Regions from separate parts of the Homo sapiens genome. Here region 2 is linked to region 1. Evidence: chromatin contacts called from ENCODE Hi-C or POLR2A ChIA-PET data. All regions are on one chromosome and are shown on one strand. The core of a region is the stretch at or near the end of the contact, and the rest is flanking DNA. Distances in the headings are between cores, read along the strand shown. Region 1 overlaps PTPRE (protein tyrosine phosphatase receptor type E). Region 2 holds the start of AS-PTPRE (lncRNA antisense to PTPRE protein-coding gene).

Region 1 (7,085 bases), core at 3,214-5,713:
GCCGGCCTTCAGAATCCCAGAAACAAGTGAGAAGCCTGGTGGGCAGAGCACATATAAAATTAAAACTTTCTAAGACATGTGATTCCTATTTCCCTTCTTCTTCTTATACTGGGGTTTTTTATGAGCACCAATGGATTCCACGGGTTTCTATCCAAGCCACAGCGACAAATTATTCTCCTGGTGACTGAATTAGAAGTTGACAGTAAGTTGGAAGAATGCCTTTGGATCTGACATGACAAACAGATTAATCCTTCATTTATTTCCATTTCCAGTCCTCCCTCCCCCCGGAAAGTTTCCACATTCTTTCAAGAAGTGCCTCCTAAAAGAGCCTAGTAGGTAATCCTTTGTCACAGAGCAAAGGCATGGGCGTTAATCAGTCACAGTTTCCCCTAAGAGGAAATAGGAACACAGATTTCCTATATAAACTCATGTCTCGTCACCGTGTTCACAGCAGACCCAGTTCAAAGTTGGAATTCTTCTAGAAATCCTTTCTCAGCTGTCAGGGAAACATGGATTCTCCAAGGCCAGGATGGTTTCCCAGCGTCTTCCCAGGAAGACAAGAGGTAACGGGGAGCTCAGAGGGGTCTTTCTTGTCTCTTTGGTTTTGTGTCATGGTTGCTTCTAATATAATTTCTAAAGTACCTAAAAATCAGGCTAAAGAATATTACCAGGAAGGCGTCGTTAAATGAAAATTTGGCAAGCCTCTTAGTTACCTTTATCCAGCTCTGTGCAGGAAATCTGGGATCTATGCTTCAGGAAACCATTTCCAGTCCACCACGCCTCAGTCGATAGTGCACTGGGGATGGCATGGAGGCATTGTCTGTTTGGGCCTGGTGGGTTGTCAGACAGCCAAGAATCCAAGGTGAGGTTCACCTTTTTAGAAAAACAGTCCCTAACAATTGCTGGGGACATAGGCCGGCTCGATGACATGGGAAAATCCCACCCATTGTAAATTAGACATTTTGTATCTTTGTAATCAAAACTGCCCTCTTCATTTTTCATTTGAAGTGGCATTTTAATTAAGTGACACACAGAGCAAGTGTGAGGGACCTGGACTGCAGGCCAATGAGCAGGTCTTCAAGGAGCTTGTCTTCAGGCTCCTGAGGCCAGGGCCGGCACTCTGTGTGTAAGGGTTTCCTGCCTGTGCAGTTCATGTTGCGATATTGTCGGCTGCAGATGAGTGCCAACTGCCTAAGGGGTGGCATCATTCATATTGGGAGAAAGAAGACAAGAAATGTATAAATGCTTTTGGGTGTATGAGTTACAGAGAGATTTCTCAGACCCGGCGGTGCATCAGGATGAGGTCTCGTGCCAAATGCAAGGGCCGTGGGTGGACCAGTCCTACCTGATACAGGAACTCACCCTCAACTGCAGCACCATCCCCTGGGGGTGGCCCCCTGTGGATTGAGCAACAGGAAAGGAGATCACATTCTGCTCAAAAATGACCATTTGCAGTGACTTTTTTTCTTTTCTTTTTTTTTTTTTTTTTTTGAGACTGAATCTTGCTCTATCACTCAGGCTGGAGTTCGTTGGCACAATCTGGGCTCTTCGCAAACTTTGCCTCCAGGGTTCAAGCGATTCTCCTGCCTCTACCTCCTGAGTAGCTGGGATTACAGGCACCTGTCACCATGCCCAGCTAATTTTTGTGTTTTTAGTAGAGATGGGTTTTGCCATATTGGCCAGGCTGGTCTCGAACTCCTGACCTCAGGTGATCCGCCCACCTTGGTCTCCCAAAGTGCTGGGATTACAGGCATGAGCCACCCTACCTGGCCTGCGGTGACTTTTTAAAGCTGCTCATACACATGAACATAAAGATGGAAACAACAGATGCGGGGAACTCCAAAAGGGAAGAGGGAGGGAGGAGAGCAAGGGTTGAAAGACTCTCTATTGGGTACTATGTTCACTATTGGGGTGATAGGTTCAATAGAAGCTCAAAGCCCAGCATTGTGCAATGTACCCATGTAAGAAACCTGCACACATACTCTCGAATCTACAATAACATTTTTTAAAACTGCTTATTATGTTGCAGAGTTTGGTAAAAATTATTTAAAATGGTAAGAAAGGAAGGATCTCTGTGGAACTACTGAACAAAAACATGTCATGTAATAGATTTTCTGGGTAGCTTTTCTCCTTGTTTTGAATAGAAATGAGCATAAGCAAAAAAACGAAAACTGGATTTGTGTTTATTTTATGATGAGGGCTGTTTCAGTTCTAACAACTTTTAAAAAATATGTTGATAGTATTTAACTGATTTCAAACAACTCTACCAAGATTCATCTGCTATCAGAAATGGTGCAGATTTCATGTTCAAGTGCTATAACATATACATATAGATAGCTTCTTAAAGCTATATATATTATATTTTACATATACATATTATATATTTAAAGCTATCATGTTAGCATGTTGCTGCTGAGAAATGAATTTTTTTAAATCTCATGTTTGTGAAATTATTATTTAGAAAAACAGGATTTGCTCTATTTCCTGTTTTTCCAGATAACTTACATGCCTTATGCTTAAACAAAAATTGCATTTCTGATAAGACACATACATATGGAGCACTTATTTACAAAGCATGCTCAAATTCATGATCTCAAGTGGGCCCCCTAAACATGCAGAGGCAGCAGTCCAGGCATGCCTTGTCACCTCTCCCTTAAAGAGGGGAAAACAGAGACCCAGGCAGGCTGGATAAGTGAGTTGTAGGACAGTGGAAAGGAAGTGCCAGTCCCCAGCGGTGCTCTCTCGGACTGAAACGCTGCTCCTCTCCAACTGAAAAAACAGTCGGCTCTCATTACCACCACCAAAGGTGAAGTTCAGACCTGCCAAAAGAAAAACTTTTCCGTTATGAAAAATATTATTTGACAGTTATGCAAGTGACAGAGAACATTAACAAATAAGAACATATCCTGTGGATTCTGCAAACGGTTTGCTGGTTGATAATTATATTTTGGAACAGTTTTATGATCACTTGAGTTGATCTTGGCCAGAGTTCCCAATTATTTCTGCATGTTATCTGCTGACCAAATCCAGCTTTCTAATCTCTTTTCACACACTTGGCATGTTTCCTTCCAGCACAGCCAGTAATTTGTTCATTCGCTCACTGAGGGTTTATCGGGTTTATCAGGTATCTCTTGCAAGCTTATAATTGTGCAAGATATTGAAAAATGAAGTGGTTGATTCTAGTTCTAATTTCAGGAAATATTGCTTAGAGAGCCAATGTTTGAGTCCTTTCTCTACTAAGTATAAATGTGTGTTTTGCCCAGGAGCCTAGAAAAATGATTGATTAGAAAGATTTTAGTTCTGGAAAGTTGAATGGCCTCTGTAATCCCAGCACTTTAGGAGGCTGAGGTGGTTGGATCACTTGAGGTCAGGAGTTTGAGAGCAGCCTGGCCAGTATGGTAAAACCTCATCTCCACTAAAAATACAAAAATTAGCCAGGCATGGTGGCACGTGCCTGTAATCTCAGCTACTCAGGAGGCAGAGGCAGGAGAATCACTTGAACCCAGGAGGCGGAGGTTGCAGTGAGCCGAGACTGCACCGTTGCACTCCAGCCTGGGTGACAGAGCATGACTCCACCTCAAAAAAAAAAAAAAAAAAAAAAGAAAGAAAAGAAAAGAAAGCGGAGTGACTTAGACTTGTCACTTCATCACTCTGAGTCACACCTTCTTGGTCTAAAACATAAAGGGCTGGGTGAGAATTGTTTAAAGACATCTTCAAGACCTAGAGTTCTATGCTCTAGGGTGGTGCTGGTCTGGATTTGGAGTTAGCAACAGAAATCCCCAGAAAGTAACTACTGCATGTGTCGGCCATGACGGGGACCAGCCGCACTCATCCCCTTGTCTTGCAGGATGTGTCTGCATGTTTTGGGGTGAATGTTTTGTCATCTTCCTATGAGAAAGCAGCACTGGCCTAGGGGCTTCCTCCTCCTGCCTCGCTCATTTGTTTTTGCTCTCTCACTGCTCTCCAAAAGAAGCAAGAACATTTTTTTAAAAAGCATTTTATTAATGGAAAATTTTTATTTGAAATATGGTCATTTCCTTTTTATAATGTTGCTTCTATTCAGGAAGGAAAAGCTGAGAATCCGTGGGCTTTGATTTTAAAACTCAAACAGAAATGTTAGTTAATAAAACAAAGGTATTTTTCCCACTGTTCTGAGGGCCATTCTGGCAAATGGTTCCGGGGGCCGCGTGATGGTTTATGTTGCTAGAAGAAGTGATTCACTGGGAAGGTGAACCACTTCATCTCGTCAGAAACCATGGAAACCCTCGATATCACTCTGTTCCCCTCTTAGGGGAGTTCTCAACAGAAGACACACTGGAAAGTGGATGTCACCGGGATGAAGTTAGAAATCCCAAAAGTAGACTATTTGAGCAAGATCGAATTCAAAGGCATCACTATTTTCAAAACCTGTTTTTGGCTTCCTTCCAATCTGAAGCCAACACCGACATTCTGTTATGCTGTTTCCCGTTGTGGGCGGACTGACTTAATTTTTAATGAGTGATTCACTACCCACGGCTGTATATTTTCCGCCTGCTGAGCTGAGAATTAAGTCATTTTCCTTTAAAAAATTCTTTCTGATACCAGCTGAGTAATGTGGTTCTCAGTGTTTGAGACAAGGAGGCATGTTAATATCACTTAAGAGAGGGTGTTTAACCTGACCTAGGCTCTTAAGACACGGCAAGCATGACGCCATCATGAATGGAATGCTCTCTAGAAAAGGAGCCTGTCTCATTCAGCTTTCAAAAACATTTCTTTCTATAAAAATATTTTCCAAAGTTGTGCAATTTTTTGAAACATTTTCTGGGGGTAATACAAATCCAATCCATTTGGGAAGTCGCGTGGGAGGTTTCCTAATGGGAAGCCTGGTAATATCAGGTGTTTCCCTACAGTGTTCGCAGGGTCTCACCCCTGTCCACTCTGATGACTCTGACTGGCCTCTGTCCGTCCAGCAGGGATCTGGCAATCCTTTCTGATCCATAATCTTTATTAGAATAGCACCGGAGGTACTTGTGGCCACCAGAGCTATGTAGCTCCTGTCTTGGGCCCCACCCCTTACCAAACTGTTCCCTCTCCTGGGCCCCTCAACACCACTCCTTCAGGATGACTCTGAAGCACAGGCCGCCCTATCTTTACAGTGAGTCCCTCCTGCCTGTCCTGAGCACTGACCAGTGAGCCCACCGGGTGAGCAGCTGAAGCTCCTCCCTGTGCCCAGCACCTCGGGGCCCCCAGGATCAGATTTTACCCAGTAGAACCCAAGAACCTAGAGGATGGGAAACACAGCTAGCAAGGAGGTGGCAGGAGGGGTGCAGATCAGAGGGGTGAGAAAGGGAGGCTGGAGGGGCAGGTGGAGCACTCAGGAGTTAGTCATGGGGAAAACAACATGACCAGAAAAGGAGCAGAGGTGGGGCCTGTGAGGCTCAGGTACCGAATGTCTGTGCTAAGCAACCACGTGGGGGTCAGCAGGTCACCCCTCTTCTAAGGACATCCGTCTCCCTAGCTGCTCAGTGGAGTCACCTCTGCAAGGCTCTAGGGTTCTCGCCATCCAGGTTGGGCCCTCAGAAGAAACTGAAAAGTTCTCGCACGAAATTCATAGCACACTGAAAATACAAAGGGTGGCAGCTGGGGGTCTCTTTCTTTGGGAATGATTTGCTCTTAGCCCAGCATCTTGGGCCTCAGCTCGGGGCTTCCTGAAGCCGAGCTTCCCTGGTGAAGAGGCCCCCTATTCAGGGCAGCTGCTCACCAACGCTCCTGGGCCTCGGGGCACTCAGGAAACACCCGAGTTACCCTCAGGGCCAGACCGCAGGCCTGGAGCCTCTCCTTTTGCTGATGCACCTGCATCAGAAAGCCAGACACCTGCTCTAGAAACCTAGGTACCAGGTCTAAAATCCAAATACAGCATCAGGAGCCCAAATACCTGGTTAGAATCCAAGTCCCCATTCAGAAAACTAAGTATCATGCAACAAATCCAAATACCTCTTCAGAAACTCAAATATGTGGTCAGAAAGCCAGGTGCGTGCCCAGGCATTTGTAATAACCGCGTAAGTGGGAGTCTTCATTTTTCTCCAGAACAAGTAGCCCCTTTCTGAAATTCATCATAAAGCTAAAAAATAAATAAGAATTGTTTTATTTCAGTGAGGCTGTAGTGCATTTTTTTAATGTGTCTGCTGTGTATATCACAGTGTGCCTGGGATATCTGAAAAAGTTTGAAGTTGCCCCGGTCACAGAATCTAGGGTCCTGATTGAAAATGAGCAGAGGGTTGAGGAAATAGACTCACTGAAATTGCGTATTCAGGTCTATGAAAGACAGAGAACTACATCAGGGGTGTCACAGCAACCCAGGGGCTCCTCTTCTAAGTTTCTTAAATCCCCAGGAAAGGGTTTTCTTCTAAGACGTGGTTAGAAGGAAATGAACTACTAATCTTGAGAAATGAAAAGTCAAGTTCGGAGAATGGCCTGACAATTCGCGCTATCAGAGAGTGCATGTTTTCTCTAACTCCCATTTTCTACTTTATCCATAATTTATATGATGTGTGACACATAACTTGAAGCTAATGCGTGGTGGGGCCACCGCAGAGGGACAGAAAACAGTTGATGTGGAAGCCATGCCTGACTGTCACAGACGGGGATGGGGGGCCAGGGTCTCAGCTCCTGGAGGGGGCGAGGGAGCCCATTGTCCTGGGATCCCCAGGGTTCACCCAGCATGCATCGGGTCTCAGGAACCTGCGTTGCTGATGGATATGTGAATGAGGGGATGAACAGGCGTGGAAGAAGGGGGAGTAGGGAGAAGACAGTTGTATCTTTGCATTCTTCACAGAGCCTGGGGCAGCACTTAGCACAAACAGGGCTGGCTACTTAAAACCCGGGGTCACTCGTTCAAAAGGCAGGAAAAAAAGCTTTTTCCTTTCTTCGTGTTCTCTCTCTGGATCTTTCATAGTGGTGTGTGTGTGTGTGTGTGCGTGTGTGTGTGTGACCTTCTATTTAATGTCACATTCCCCCAGGCACTAGGATACTCTCACTGCCTTCAACTGGGCAGGTAGAAGGCATCCATCCAGCCCCCATCCTCCCTGTTGAGGAGTTGGGGGAGT
Region 2 (7,085 bases), core at 1,383-3,882, 71 kb after region 1:
TGGAGTGCATCTTTTCACTGGCGACCAACCCAGTCCTAAGATAACCTTCTTAATAGTTCTATGGAGGAAGCTGCAAAGGCAGAAGTGACTACAACCCACAAAAGTCATGATGGAGCCCTGACGTGTGTGTACACACACACTACATGCACACACACACACACAACACACACACTACACACCCACCGCACATAACGCACACACATACACACTCCACACACACACCACACACTCCACACAAACATATCACACACATACCACACACATACACACCACACACATACCACACACTACACACACACACACACACACACTACACATACACACCAAACCCACATGCACACATTCACACAGCATACACACTACACACATGCACACCACACATACACCACACACACTACACACATGCACCATACACACCACACACACACCACACATTACACACATACACAACCACACACACCACACACACAATACACACACACCACACTCACTACACACACACCCCACACACAGAGCACTCCACGGTCAGCCTTCTACCCCGGAAAACTGCTTGTGCAACAGGCTGGATCTACCAGACGCTCCTCACTGTGCTCGCCTTCCAGCTCTGGGGCAGACTCCGGTGGTGGGACTGAGGGTCAGAGTCCCCAATCCTAGACCCCCACATCCACTTGTCCTCATGGGGCTGGTGCTCATTTCCCTGGGAAGCCTGGGAGAGTGGACCCAGTTCTCCTGTCCTGGGGCTCTTTTAAGTGCACCCACACTTGGCAACACTGGGGCTGGGCCCAGTGCAGGGTTCATAAAATACAGCCCTTGCACTGCCAGGGGCCTGGCACATTCTGCTATTCTTGCTATGTAATGACCCAGCAGCCCCCATCCTGGATGCTGAAATCCTACCCTTGTCGTCATGCCACAGCTGAGACAGTCAGTGTTCACCAAAGCAGGTGCATTCTCTCTCAGGACACTAGTGTTCTCCATGGGAACGCTGAGGAAGAACATCTCTGCCATCCCTGGTGTCGCTGTGAAGCTGCTTTTGCCCTTCCCAGGAGCTGACACTGCAGATGAAGAGACAGCACTGTGATTTCTGGAAGAGACAGCACTGTGATTCCTGGTCCTAATATCTTGGCTTTGTTTGGGTTTTTTTTCCAGATGACCATTCTAGGGTGATTCTGAGCCAACTGGATGGAATTCCCTGTTCAGACTACATCAATGCTTCCTACATAGATGTAAGTGGGCAGAGGTTTCTTGTTCCCCTGGCCCAGCTGGGGCATGAGCAGTAAGCACTTTCTTGTCTGGTGCCCGGAGTGTAAATTGTCACAACCTTTCTGGGCAGTTTGGCCACAAGCACAAAGGGTACGGAACTGCCCGTGCTTTACACACTGGCATCAGCATCTGGGAATTTGAATTCAAGAGACAGAGATGATCACAGAGGATGTTCACTACAGCATTATGTATATTCCTGACCAAATAGAACAGGGAGCATGGGTAGTTAAACAGATTGTGGTAAAACCATGTGCAGTGGACTATTAGAACTTGATTTGTATTAATCTTTAAAAGATCATTTAATATCAATTATAAAATTCCCATTAAAAATACAACATAAAATAAATTGTACATGTTCACCCAATTAGAGGACAGAAATGTCTGCATGTCTGCTTGTGGGTGAGTCTGGGAAAGGTTTGGCAGAAAAACAGACTAGAGAGGGGACGTATGAAGTAGGATTTGTTATTTCTGGAATTGCTGGTGAGTTTTCTTTCCTTCTTAACCTTTTCCTGTGTTTTGCAAATTTTCCATGGTGAATATGTACTGCTTTCCTAACAGCAACACCAACAAATCCTTTCAGCAAAGATAATTCTGAAAAAATATAAATCTGATGTTATTTTTTCTAGGGTTACAAAGAGAAGAATAAATTCATAGCAGCTCAAGGTAAGCTTTTTATTAATTTCTCAACGTATTTTTGGTAACGTGAATAGCTCTTATTTCCTTCTCTGTATGCCAACAAGACCAAGGACTTATACTGGATTTGTGTGTGTGTGTTTACACCTAACAGACACGTTAGATATCCATTCACACAACGGATATGTGTAGTCAGAGAAACACACACTTATTCCCACACCTATATGGTGTGAACACAGGGCACGCAATGGCCCCGGCTGCCATTCCAGCTTGTTAATACTTGCGTCAGATAACCTTGAATTTCTCTCAGCTGGCTGAGCCCTACATGGCTCCCCAAGTTTGGGCGAGGGGTTAGTGGGGTGAATAGCTTTTCAGATCAAGGCCATAACTAAGAATATACTTCAGCTGTGAAAACGTGCCCTTCACCTTGCACAGGGCTACCTTGTGTGTTGAGTACTGAATCCAGCATCACTCCGTTCCACCAGAGGTTGTCATCTGCAGGACCTGGTGTACGTGCGGTTAGATATCAGTGGAGCTGAAACCAGATTCCTCAGACTTCCTCACTCTTAGGCCAGGAGTCTTTAGGGCAATGAGCTCTGAAAGTCAGCGTCCATCAAAATCACCTGGGAAGTTGTTACAAATGCAGAATCTCTAAGAAAAAAGGACACACATGTGCACACGCAGAGGCCATCAGGAATGTGCCCAGCTGGAAACCTCAGGAAACCTGACGATCCTGGCTGAAGCAGATGAAAGCATGTGTTTCTCTCTTGCCAGCAGACACCCACAGGGAGCTAGCCCACGGCAGGACAGCAGCAGGGCCAGGGGCTTCCTTATCTCCCCGCCCATCCCCCTCAGCACGTAGCACTTAGCTCGGGACTGCAAAATAGCCGCAGCTCAGACAGGAAGTGGATAGGGGCAGAGGACTTTCTCCTAGTGACACTTTGTCTGTTGTTCACATCCCCCTCCCGAGGGACTTTAGCTCATATCGTATTGGACAGCACCATGCTGAGAGTAAGATTTTGACAAAGAGGAGGGGATTGGGAATGCAGGGTGAGGCTGGCCAGTCTCTGCCTCTCGCAAGGCTTTCACCAGCTCTCCCACACTTGGCTGTAGACCCAGCCCTCATCTGAACCCTGCTTCTTACCTGTGAACGTCATAACTCAACCTGGGCCCAATTATCTTGCCCACTGAGGAGTTCCTAGCTGGAGTGGGTGAGTGGCAGGACAGGCAGCCCCTACCGGTTCCGGAACGCTTCAGGGCATGACGTGTGTGTCCCCAACAAGCCTGAGAAGGGAGTGAACAGCTGTCCAGGGGCCAACGGCCAGGGTGCCGGGGCTGGGACCCCAAAGGGACTTCCCTTCATGCCTTTTGACTTCGAAATTGTCCTCTACACACAGGTCCCAAACAGGAAACGGTTAACGACTTCTGGAGAATGGTCTGGGAGCAAAAGTCTGCGACCATCGTCATGTTAACAAACTTGAAAGAAAGGAAAGAGGTGAGTTCCAGGCATCTGGCCCCGGTATCACTTCCTTTCAGCTGCTGCTGCCGGGCTGGGGATGTTCTTACCACTTCCTTTTCCTACTTCCCTCCCTTCCTCCCACTATCACTGCAGAAAAAAACCCAAACACATGCAGTGGCTTACAGCATTTTCTTCACGAAACAAATCCCCTGTGTCCCCAGCATCTCACTGTTATCTAATCTGTGATAACACAATGACACAAGAGTTTCCTTTTTTTCCCAAGTAAGAGTGGCCCCCGGCTGGCCCCATGGCTCTGCCTGCCTGATGAGAGACATGAATCTTAGAGTTTTAGGATGTTGAGCGTGTCATGCGGCAGAGCTCAGGCTAGAAATGAACATGATTTCGCGCTTATTATCCAGACTAGAGAAATGCTTTTGGAAAACGTTGGTATATTGAAGAAATGTTGATTTGTCATCCGAATATATTTAATTAGCTGTTTCTAATTCAAAAAAGGATGCATGTACGTTATAAGAATTTGAATCATTGACAAAGAAGAAAAGTTGAACTGATTCGTTTCCTAATGTAACAAGTACTCATTAGCATCTGCTGTGCTGGGCCAGCTCTGTCCCAGGTGCAAGGAGTAGGGGCTCAAATTCAGGGCTGAGAAGTGGTGGCTGTGGGGAGCCTGGGTGCGGGGGTGGGGTTGAGTGACAGGCAGGGAGCCATGCCATAGGCAGTGAGCTCACTCTCCAGAATGAAAGAAGAACTGGGAGCCTGAGGGACACTTACCACAGGTGGGGCGAAGTTAGGAGGCTGTGCTTCTGGCGTGTTCTGGCATGAAGGCCCGGTTCAGTGGGAGCCGTGTGTCCTGCCCGGCCCTGCTCAGGGCCTGCTGTGTCCTGAGCTCCTCAGTCATCTGCTGGCCTGGCCCCAGCAGTTCCCAGGCATTGTAGCGAGGACTGTGGGGAAGGGCTGCCATTTTTAGATGGGAGTACCAGGCCTTGGGGAGCTCAGCTGGGGCAGAAGATGGGTGGCAGGAGCCCACAGGAAGGGCAGGCTGGGAGGTGCTCTGGTCCCCGCAGTGCCAGCTTACTAATTGCCACCCAAAACACAGGAAGCAGCCTCCAGCCACCGTTTCTGGTCAGGAATAGGATGGAGGCTTTCATTCTGCTCTGGGGGGAGCTGAAACAGGACTGTGGAGGGCCACCCCTTTGCCCTTGCAAATCTTGCCCTTGTCATGCTTTGTCATGGGGAAGAGGGAAGAGTGACAGAGGGAAGTAGGGGATTCCCAGCCCAGGACTCTTCACTCTGCCTGCGCTGTAGCGGCCATGGAGGAGGACACCCACGCGAGGGAAAAGGAGGCTGACCCTTCATCAGGAGCCTCAGGGTCCCCCGTGACCCATGGCCCATAGGGACCAGTCTTCCTGGGGTTGGTGCTCCAAGCATGAGACCAGCACAGAAGCAGTGGGGCTCAAGGACGCCCTCACTTCCCTCTTTCAGTCATTCTGCTGAAAGTGTCACTGGCATTTTCTCTCCATCTTCCCCCACAACCTCCTACTGGATTTTTCCACTCCTGTGACTCAGTGCTGGGCTGCTGCCGCGTCCTCATTCTCACCAATTCAGATGAAATCATTTCTCAATAGAGTTCCCTTTTTCTTAATTGCTCACACTTCTGTTGTGGTTTCCTTGGCTTCCACATCCTGGGCTCTGCATTGCAAAACACAGCTGCCCTGGCATCTCATGATCGGGTGGGAGGGAGGCAGAGGGAGGGGGTATAAAACCAGCCACCAACACTGAGCCCTTGAGAGGCTGACACATGTTCTCAGTTCCTACTGGAGAGCCTTCAAGGTGAGAAGCTCAGGAGGGACCCCAGGGCTCCCCATAGGGCCAAGACTCACCCAAACCGGGACATGTAGGCATTTGCAATTCCCCTGGGCTGCATCAGAGATGGCCTGTGACCCACAGCCCCGCAGCCCCGCCCGGAGCCAGGTGTAAGGAGGGGGAAGTTGTCGGTAGCCGTCATAACACAATGATGCTGCTCTCTACTAAATACCAGATGCTGTTTGTTTCATAAGACTGTTAATCCTGGAGGCTTGACCACGAGCTGTGCTGCTCAGGGGCCATTCCCTGGATATACTCTCTGACTACTGGCAGGCTTGTTCCATTCCAGACATGTTTCTCTGGCAGATGAAGTAGATCTTTTCCCCCTTGAGGTGGGTCCTCATTCACTCGCGAAGTGATGGAGGACACCACCGGGCAGGTGCTGCGGGCGGTGCTGCAAAATGAAAGGGCTCCTGGAACGTGTATTTTGGGTCATTCTTGCTTCAGAGGTCGGGAAGGTAAAGAAATGGGCCTGTCTGTAGCAATGCACCCTCTTCTGCAGACTCCACGGCAGCCTCGTCCCTGCTAGAGAAAAATGAAGATCGTTAGACCAATCATAGGTTCATCACTCTTGAATGGCAGACTGGCAGTGGTGCAAATTAACTTTGTCCTTAGTGAACTGAGCAGGAAAAACACAAATTGCTGAATCCAGTGGGAAATGTCTGGGGGGAGCACCGTCCTTGCCCTCTAGCCTGAGGGTCACTTGGAGTTAGGTGCCCAGCTCTGAAGGCTACAGGCTCAGCATAACTGGTTGATGGTCAGTTAATAAAATGTATGGGATTCGTGAATGAATGAAGAAATGAGACATTGTTGCTGTCTACATCAGAAAGCCTTGGGGCATCCTAGTCATAGTTTCAAGGCTGCTGTTCACCAGTTACGCAGCCTCAGTTTCCCCATTCAAGAGGTCGACACACGTGAACTTGTTTCTCAGCTGTGGGAGCTGTGTGACTCCAGCTGGTGTGTGTGAGGCCTTCTGTAGTTGGGTGGGGGGATGTCATGATGCATTGCACCCACAGATCTATTTGCTTCTATTAAATTGTTCCGTGCAGGAAAAGTGCCATCAGTACTGGCCCGACCAAGGCTGCTGGACCTATGGAAACATCCGGGTGTGCGTGGAGGACTGCGTGGTTTTGGTCGACTACACCATCCGGAAGTTCTGCATACAGCCAGTAAGCATCTCTAGTTGCTGCCCTTCCAGAAAGATCATTTTCAGAGAGCATCATGCCCAGAGTTAACATCCTTCTGCATTTATGAAGTGCTTTGCTCCCAGCCCGGCACTGTCGCAGCCCTGGCTGAGAGGGTGCAGTGGCCAGGCTGTGATAGGCAGACATGCAAGAGGGCCAAGACACCAGAGGCCGGTGCACAAGGGTCTGCAGGCAGTGCTGGGGGCTCCTAATTCCTAGTGACTCCTCTGGGCCTCTCCAGGAGGAAGACCAGTCATTGGAGGGGCCTGGGGGTGAGGTCCTCCCTCAGTAGCACAGTGACATTTCACACACTGACTGGGAGGTGGGGTTTTTTTCTAACACTTTCCGAATTCTGTCTGAAACCTCCTCGTTATTTTCCACACTTGGGTTCTGCTAGTTCCACCACCCCAAAAGGTTTAAGAGAGAGATCAGTAAAAATATGTGTATGCAAAGCAGATGAAATCAAGATATAGAAGAAAGTTTAAAACCATAGAGAAAAGACAGAAGACCATTTTGTCAGGATTTAAAGATACAGTCATTGGCATAATTAGGTCACAAAATAAGTGTCTGAGGTTCCAAGAAGCCACAGCAAAAAAGGAAAAGGATGAGCTGATTATTCTTATCCTATCCCCTGCTGGCATCTCTCCCAGAAATGTGCACACAGGCGC

What was found. A loop is a pair of places that touch in the nucleus more often than their neighbours do. ChIA-PET counts read pairs that join two places held with the same protein, here RNA polymerase II (POLR2A). Pooled maps may share reads with other maps.
Region 2: a loop to region 1 is called in a map of natural killer cell, with 6 times the contacts of the local background. The contact joins the promoter of AS-PTPRE here to the enhancer-like site in region 1. A Hi-C loop is called at or near these places in 1 of 168 maps with a recorded cell type or tissue (natural killer cell), 3 of 37 single-sample maps with no recorded cell type and 13 of 50 pooled maps. POLR2A ChIA-PET finds 5 or more read pairs at or near these places in 4 of 52 experiments (activated CD4-positive, alpha-beta T cell, activated CD4-positive, alpha-beta memory T cell, activated T-cell and 1 more).

Annotation. Positions count from the first base shown.
Region 1 is chr10:127,986,833-127,993,917 of GRCh38, forward strand. The region is part of intron 2 of PTPRE (protein tyrosine phosphatase receptor type E); the gene reads left to right. Among named protein-coding and RNA genes, the nearest start is that of PTPRE-AS1, 56 kb to the left of the region's middle. Within about 2 kb of position 4,464, at least 13 of the 41 ENCODE cell types and tissues checked have a DNase peak (open chromatin) inside an H3K27ac peak, as active enhancers do.
Region 2 is chr10:128,059,793-128,066,877 of GRCh38, forward strand. It overlaps AS-PTPRE (lncRNA antisense to PTPRE protein-coding gene), which reads right to left and starts at 2,633. Exons shown (of 3, transcript NR_136150.1): 1 at 2,335-2,633; 2 at 895-1,052. It overlaps PTPRE (protein tyrosine phosphatase receptor type E), which reads left to right. Exons shown (of 21, transcript NM_006504.6): 8 at 1,147-1,223; 9 at 1,887-1,923; 10 at 3,291-3,388; 11 at 6,283-6,402. RefSeq lists enhancers at 2,176-3,375, 2,707-2,756, 3,167-3,376, 3,716-4,314.